Linked DNA regions of Homo sapiens: region 1 is linked to region 2. Evidence: chromatin contacts called from ENCODE Hi-C or POLR2A ChIA-PET data. All regions are on one chromosome and are shown on one strand. Each heading gives the region's core, a stretch centred on a gene start or an enhancer-like site at or near the end of the contact. The rest is flanking DNA. Distances are from core to core; before and after follow the strand shown. Region 1 overlaps LOC124900670 (a long non-coding RNA gene). Region 2 holds the start of LINC01085 (long intergenic non-protein coding RNA 1085).

Evidence for each region. A loop is a pair of places that touch in the nucleus more often than their neighbours do. ChIA-PET counts read pairs that join two places held with the same protein, here RNA polymerase II (POLR2A). Pooled maps may share reads with other maps.
Region 1: POLR2A ChIA-PET joins it to region 2 with 14 read pairs in BJ. The contact joins the enhancer-like site here to the promoter of LINC01085 in region 2. A Hi-C loop is called at or near these places in 3 of 168 maps with a recorded cell type or tissue (B cell and CD14-positive monocyte), 23 of 37 single-sample maps with no recorded cell type and 6 of 50 pooled maps. POLR2A ChIA-PET finds 5 or more read pairs at or near these places in 4 of 52 experiments (BJ, GM12878, OCI-LY7 and 1 more).

The regions. Positions count from the first base shown.
Region 1 is chr4:14,168,353-14,171,052 of GRCh38, forward strand. The region is part of intron 1 of LOC124900670 (a long non-coding RNA gene); the gene reads left to right. Among named protein-coding and RNA genes, the nearest start is that of LINC01085, 58 kb to the left of the region's middle. RefSeq lists an enhancer at 1,773-2,344. Within about 2 kb of position 1,324, at least 4 of the 41 ENCODE cell types and tissues checked have a DNase peak (open chromatin) inside an H3K27ac peak, as active enhancers do; they include CD14-positive monocyte, where a contact is called at or near this core.
Region 2 is chr4:14,110,703-14,113,402 of GRCh38, forward strand. LINC01085 (long intergenic non-protein coding RNA 1085) reads left to right here and starts at 1,266. Exons shown (of 3, transcript NR_033931.1): 1 at 1,266-1,475.

The DNA of each region.
Region 1 (2,700 bases), core at 74-2,573, 58 kb after region 2:
ATGGTGATGACGTTGACGATGACGGTGGAAAAGCTTATGAAAATGTTGGCTATCAAGAAGATTGTGAGCAGTGAATTTATTTCCTACTGCAATTTTACACTAAAACTTTCACATGGTGACTTGTTTTCTCTCCATTCTTTTGCTCGTATTCTCTTACAACATCAAGATTATGTTCTGTGCCTAACAAGCCCATTCAATGTTGTCTTCCACAGCTTTCAGACAAGCTCCTTTCCAATTAGTGAAACTTTTCTTCTTCCCATCAAATGATAAATACATGATTATTCTGATTTTAATATGAACATTCCAGCTGGCATGAAAATAACTCTCTAATTGCAAAAGAACAATTTATTACCTTTATATGCATTTTTTTTTTTTAGCATCCATTGAGTATTTATGTGGCATAAGGCACTATGGTTGACAGACATAAAAGTACATACCCATTAACTAATTACTGATGCATTAATATATGTATTGATATACATAGAGATAGAGATGATAAAGCTATAGAAAAACTATGAAATCATGAGCAACTGAATTTGCTGAAATGGCTGTATTATTGGACATTGGTTTTCAAAAGTTCAAACGACTGCAGTGAAAGTTTTTATTTTAAGAGCAATCATTGAAAGAATCAACTGACCTTGCTGTTCTCTGTCTCAAGTCAGAAAATAAACAGAGAAAGTGTATCTTAGTGGTTTGCAAGTGATTCAGAGCAGGATGCTCAGCTATTAGAAAGTCATCGATTCGGCTGGAGGAAATGAGTTGGCTGAAGCACGAGATATAAGCCAATGCCCAGGATTGTGAGGTCAGGGCAGGATGCCAAGATGAACTACATTTCCTGGCAAGAATTCAAGCTCATTGCCAAAGGCCTTGCTGTTATTCTGAATCCAGGTTTTGTAACCTTTTCAAAAACTCTTACCTTGATATTCAATATTTTTCATTCAACCTTTCTATTTTTCAAGATGCACGATATTAGTATGACATTTATATAAATTTAAATGCAACCTAAAAATCCACATTTTAAGTTAAAATCCATTCACTGCTTTAAGGCTATTTTTTTTAGGGTGACAATCAACATTGTCCATTAACTTTATTTTCAGACATATCTCTCACCCTGGAAAATAAGCAAGCTTGCCAGGAATGTTACTCAGAAAAAAAAAATTAATGGTTCAAAAATATTAAAGCCGTTAGCCACTGCTGACCAGACTGCTTCAAATAATGTGTATTGGGAAGGGTCATGACTGGATGGGAAACCAGCAGACATCAGTTCTATTCTGGGCTTGACTTCCACGTGACCTTCTCAATTCACTCAATTTTTCTGTGGTTCAGTTTGCTCAGGTTTCAAAAAAATGGAATGATAATACCAGGATGTTGTGGGGAGTCATCAGATTAGCAAGAAGCTTTGGACTCTTGAGACACACCTAATGTAGAAATAGATGATATCCAAGACTTGCCTCAGAACAATACATCTTGTATTCTATGTACTGTATTCTCCTTTTTTCTTCTCTCATTGTTTTAAAGCCCCATGAATTATTCCTTTCAGACACTGCATTGTTGTTTTGAATTGTTGCTCGGTAACAAATGATGAGATAAATGTTTCAGGGGCGTCCATGTGAAGAGACCACCAAACAGGCTTTGTGTGAGCAATAAAGCTGTTTATTTCACCTGGGTGCAGGTGGGCTGAATCCGAAAAGACAGTCAGCGAAGGGAGATAGGGGTGGGGCCGTTTTATAAGATTTGGGCAGGTAAAGGAAAATTACAGTCAAAAGGGGTTTGTTCTCTGGTGGGCAGGAGTAGGGGGTCACAAGGTGCTCAGTGGGGGAGCTTTTTGAGTCAGGATGAGCCAGGAAAAAGACTTTGACAAGGTAATGTCATCACTTAAGGCAAGGACCGGCCATTTACACTTCTTTTGTGGTGGAATGTCATCAGTTAAGGCGGGGCAGGGCAATTTCACTTCTTTTGTGATTCTTCAGTTACTTCAGGCCATCTGGGCATATACGTGCAAGTCACAGGGGATGCGATGGCTTGGCTTGGGCTCAGAGGCCTGACATTCCTGCCTTCTTATATTAATAAGAAAAATAAAACAAAATAGTGTTGAAGTGTGGGGGGTGGCGAAAATTTTGGGGGGATGGTATGGAGAGAGAGAATGGGCGATGTTTCTCAGGGCTGCTTTGAGCGGGGTTAGGGGTGGCGTGGGAACCTAGAGTGGGAGAGATTAAGCTGAAGGAAGATTTTGTGGTGAGGGGTGATATTGTGGGATTGTTAGAAGAAACATTTGCCGTGTAGAATTATTGGTGATGGCCTGGATACGGTTTTGTATGAATTGAAAAACTAAAAAATGGAATAAGAGAAGGAGAAAAACAGGTATAAAAGGTCTAAGAATTGGAGGACCCAGGACATCTGATTAGAGAGTGCCTAAGGAGATTCAGCGTAGTCCTGCCAGCAAAGATTATTTACTTCAAGAGTTTAGAGTGGCAGTTTGGGGATAGCACCAGGAGATATCAGCTGTGATGGCTTGGAGAAACAGTGTAAACCGGCAGTGTAAACAAGAGCAGGGCATGTATGAGTAGTTGAGAACGGTGAATAGGAGTATGACTGGACAGAAGATAGTAGGGATGACAAATTTTTTGGGGCACAGTCTAAGTTGGTCTGGTGTCTGGAATGAGACTGGGGCCTAATAAAAAGGAGCATCTATACAGGAGC
Region 2 (2,700 bases), core at 16-2,515:
ATCTCAAGAAGGGCCCTATGCATGGCCACAGAAGTCTGAGGCCATAGCCCGTGATTTTGGCACTGATCATGCCCTCCCTGGGGGTAGCAGGAGCCATTAGTTCAATCCTAGCATTAACTTGACCATATTTGGATAAAACATCAGTATTGATCTTAAGTACTATTAGCGAGACCTGCCTATATTACCAGTAGCCAAGGCAGCAGAAGCAGAAACAGCTGGAAAAACTACAAATTGGGGCCATCAGGGGCAGATGTATCTTGGCACTCAGGGCTACAGAACATGTGGAAAGAGGCAGCAACAGCACCTCCTGTGATTTTTATGCAAAGATTGAGGAGGGACTCAGAGCTAGCATGTCAGTTTGTTACCCTTGTGATTTTCGTCCATGCTCTTGATTATTTTTTTTTTTTGAGGTTATATGTCCAGGAGACTCAAGAGTTATGGAAGAAAATAATGGAGCAAGAAAAGATGGAGCAGAAGAAAGGGAGAATGGCCCATTATTGGGAAAATTCTGTCTATAGAAAGAACACTGTGATTGGTTAAAACAAAAGCAGCAACAATAAAATTACCAAACGCCTCTGTGTTCTGGACAGTGTGCTGGACAGAAGGGACATAGAGACAGTGGGACAAAGTCATATAACTCTATTCATATCTTTATCTTAGCTCTTATATTATAATCATCTACTTACCTGTCTTTCTAAAAAGACTGAGCTCTTCTAAGGCAAGGATACTGTCTTTTGTATCTTTGTGTCTCCAATGTATACTGTATCCTTGCTGACTATGGAACTTGCTGTGCAAACTGAGACACTTGTGAGAATGAAATGGGTGCTATAAATGATTACTCCTGGGTGATAGGCACAAACCAGGACTTTCCCAGGCAAAAGGAAGAAGCGCTGTACAGAATATGTATTTTCAAAGATAAATGCACCTCGGGTCAATTCTTTGAACTCAAGGCAAATCTTGGAACAGCCTCTGAGCTAAGCAGCAATTGACAACGGAGAGCATTTTGACTCTTTAGTTTTGTGTCAGTTGGGGCATCTTACCATTGTGCATTATTGGGTTGTGACTGTGCAGAAACCCAATAAAAAAACAGGCATGTATGAGACTAGATGTTCTACAGTCATCCAAAGAATGACAAAACCGTTTCAAGAGGAACATGATAAGATCTGCTGGCAAGGATCTTTATTGGCATCCTGGGAACTTCTGGGGTGAATGTGTGTGCTGAGCTCAAATCAGAATATCTGCAGGAAAAAAAAAAAAAAAAAAGAAGAAGAAAAAGAAGAAGAAGCCAGACCAGGAAAGTGAAAGGAAATGGATATCGCTGCTGGAGGCAACGACTAATTTAAGCAGAGTAGGAGAAAAACTCTTTTTTTTTTTCCTTTGTGCCAGTTCCTTTTACACGACTTCAGAACATTCTATGACAACCCAGCGTGCAACTTGGCACTGTCAGAAGAGTCCTGGGAAAGAAAGGAAATGCGGTAAGAAATGGAAACAGAGTATTGTTGTTGAGAGCCTGGAGACCATTTGCAGAGTATTTTGCTCAGGGGGGAGTAAGAAAATAGGAAAAACCTTAAAAAAAAAAAAAGAGTAAACAGTAAATTTCTCCCTCATCTCCATCTCTTTTCACTGGAGGCAACAAGGAAAGGAATGAATTTTCATGTTTGTCTGGGATTCTTCCTATGTAGAAAACAAAAAAAGAACTCAGTCAGATAAAACAAAAACTTTTTCCAAGACTCATCGTGGAGGGGTGGCCTTAGTGTGAAATGATGATGCCCACTGATGGCAGAAAACCTCTTTTCTTTCTACCTCAGGTTTGGCCCAGTGCCCTTTGTCTAAGTCTCTTTTTTCTGTCAACAGAAATTGAGTCTGTAGCAACTATATGTAATGGTCTTCCCATGCCTTCAGTATTTCTTTTTTCATTTTCTTTCTTTCTTTTTTTTTTTTTAACTTGAAGTTCCGGGATACATATGCAGAACGTGGAGCTTTGTTACATAGGTATACGTGTGCCATGGTGGTTTGCTGCACCTACTGATCCATCCTCTAGGTTCCCTCCCCTCAACCCCCACCCCCAACAGGCCCCAGTGTGTGTTGTTTCTCTCCCTGTGTCCATGTGTTCTCATTGTTCAACTCCCATTGATGAGTGAGAACATGTGGCATTTGGTTTTCTGTTCCTGTGTTAGTTTGCTGAGGATGATGGCTTCCAGTTTCATCCATGTCCCTGCAAAGGACATGATCTCATTCCTTTTTATGGCTGCATAGTATTCTATGGTATATATGTGCCACATTTTCCTTATCCAGTCTATCATTAATGGGCATTTGGGTTGGTTCCCTGTCTTTGCTATTGTAAATAGCACTGCAATAAACATATGTGTGTATGTCTTTATAGTACAATGATTTATATTCAACATTTCAAACAGCACATTTGAAGTAGACATGGGAGAGTTTCCAAGAGACCACTCATTCATTGTAAAATAAATAAATAAATAAATAAAGGTGGTGGGGGGGCGGTTTGAGTGTCTTTTCTTTTCTGTAAAGGAATAGTAGCTCACTCTGATGCAGTGCTGGACACCCAACAGTATGCTCAGAGGGTTACAGTTTCTGCTCCCACAATGGTACTGTGGCTTGCACTGGCAGAGATTGAGGGTGATCATATCTTGTTCTCATGCCTTTTTTTCTTGGTTGCCTTCTCTTCTCTCTGCTTGG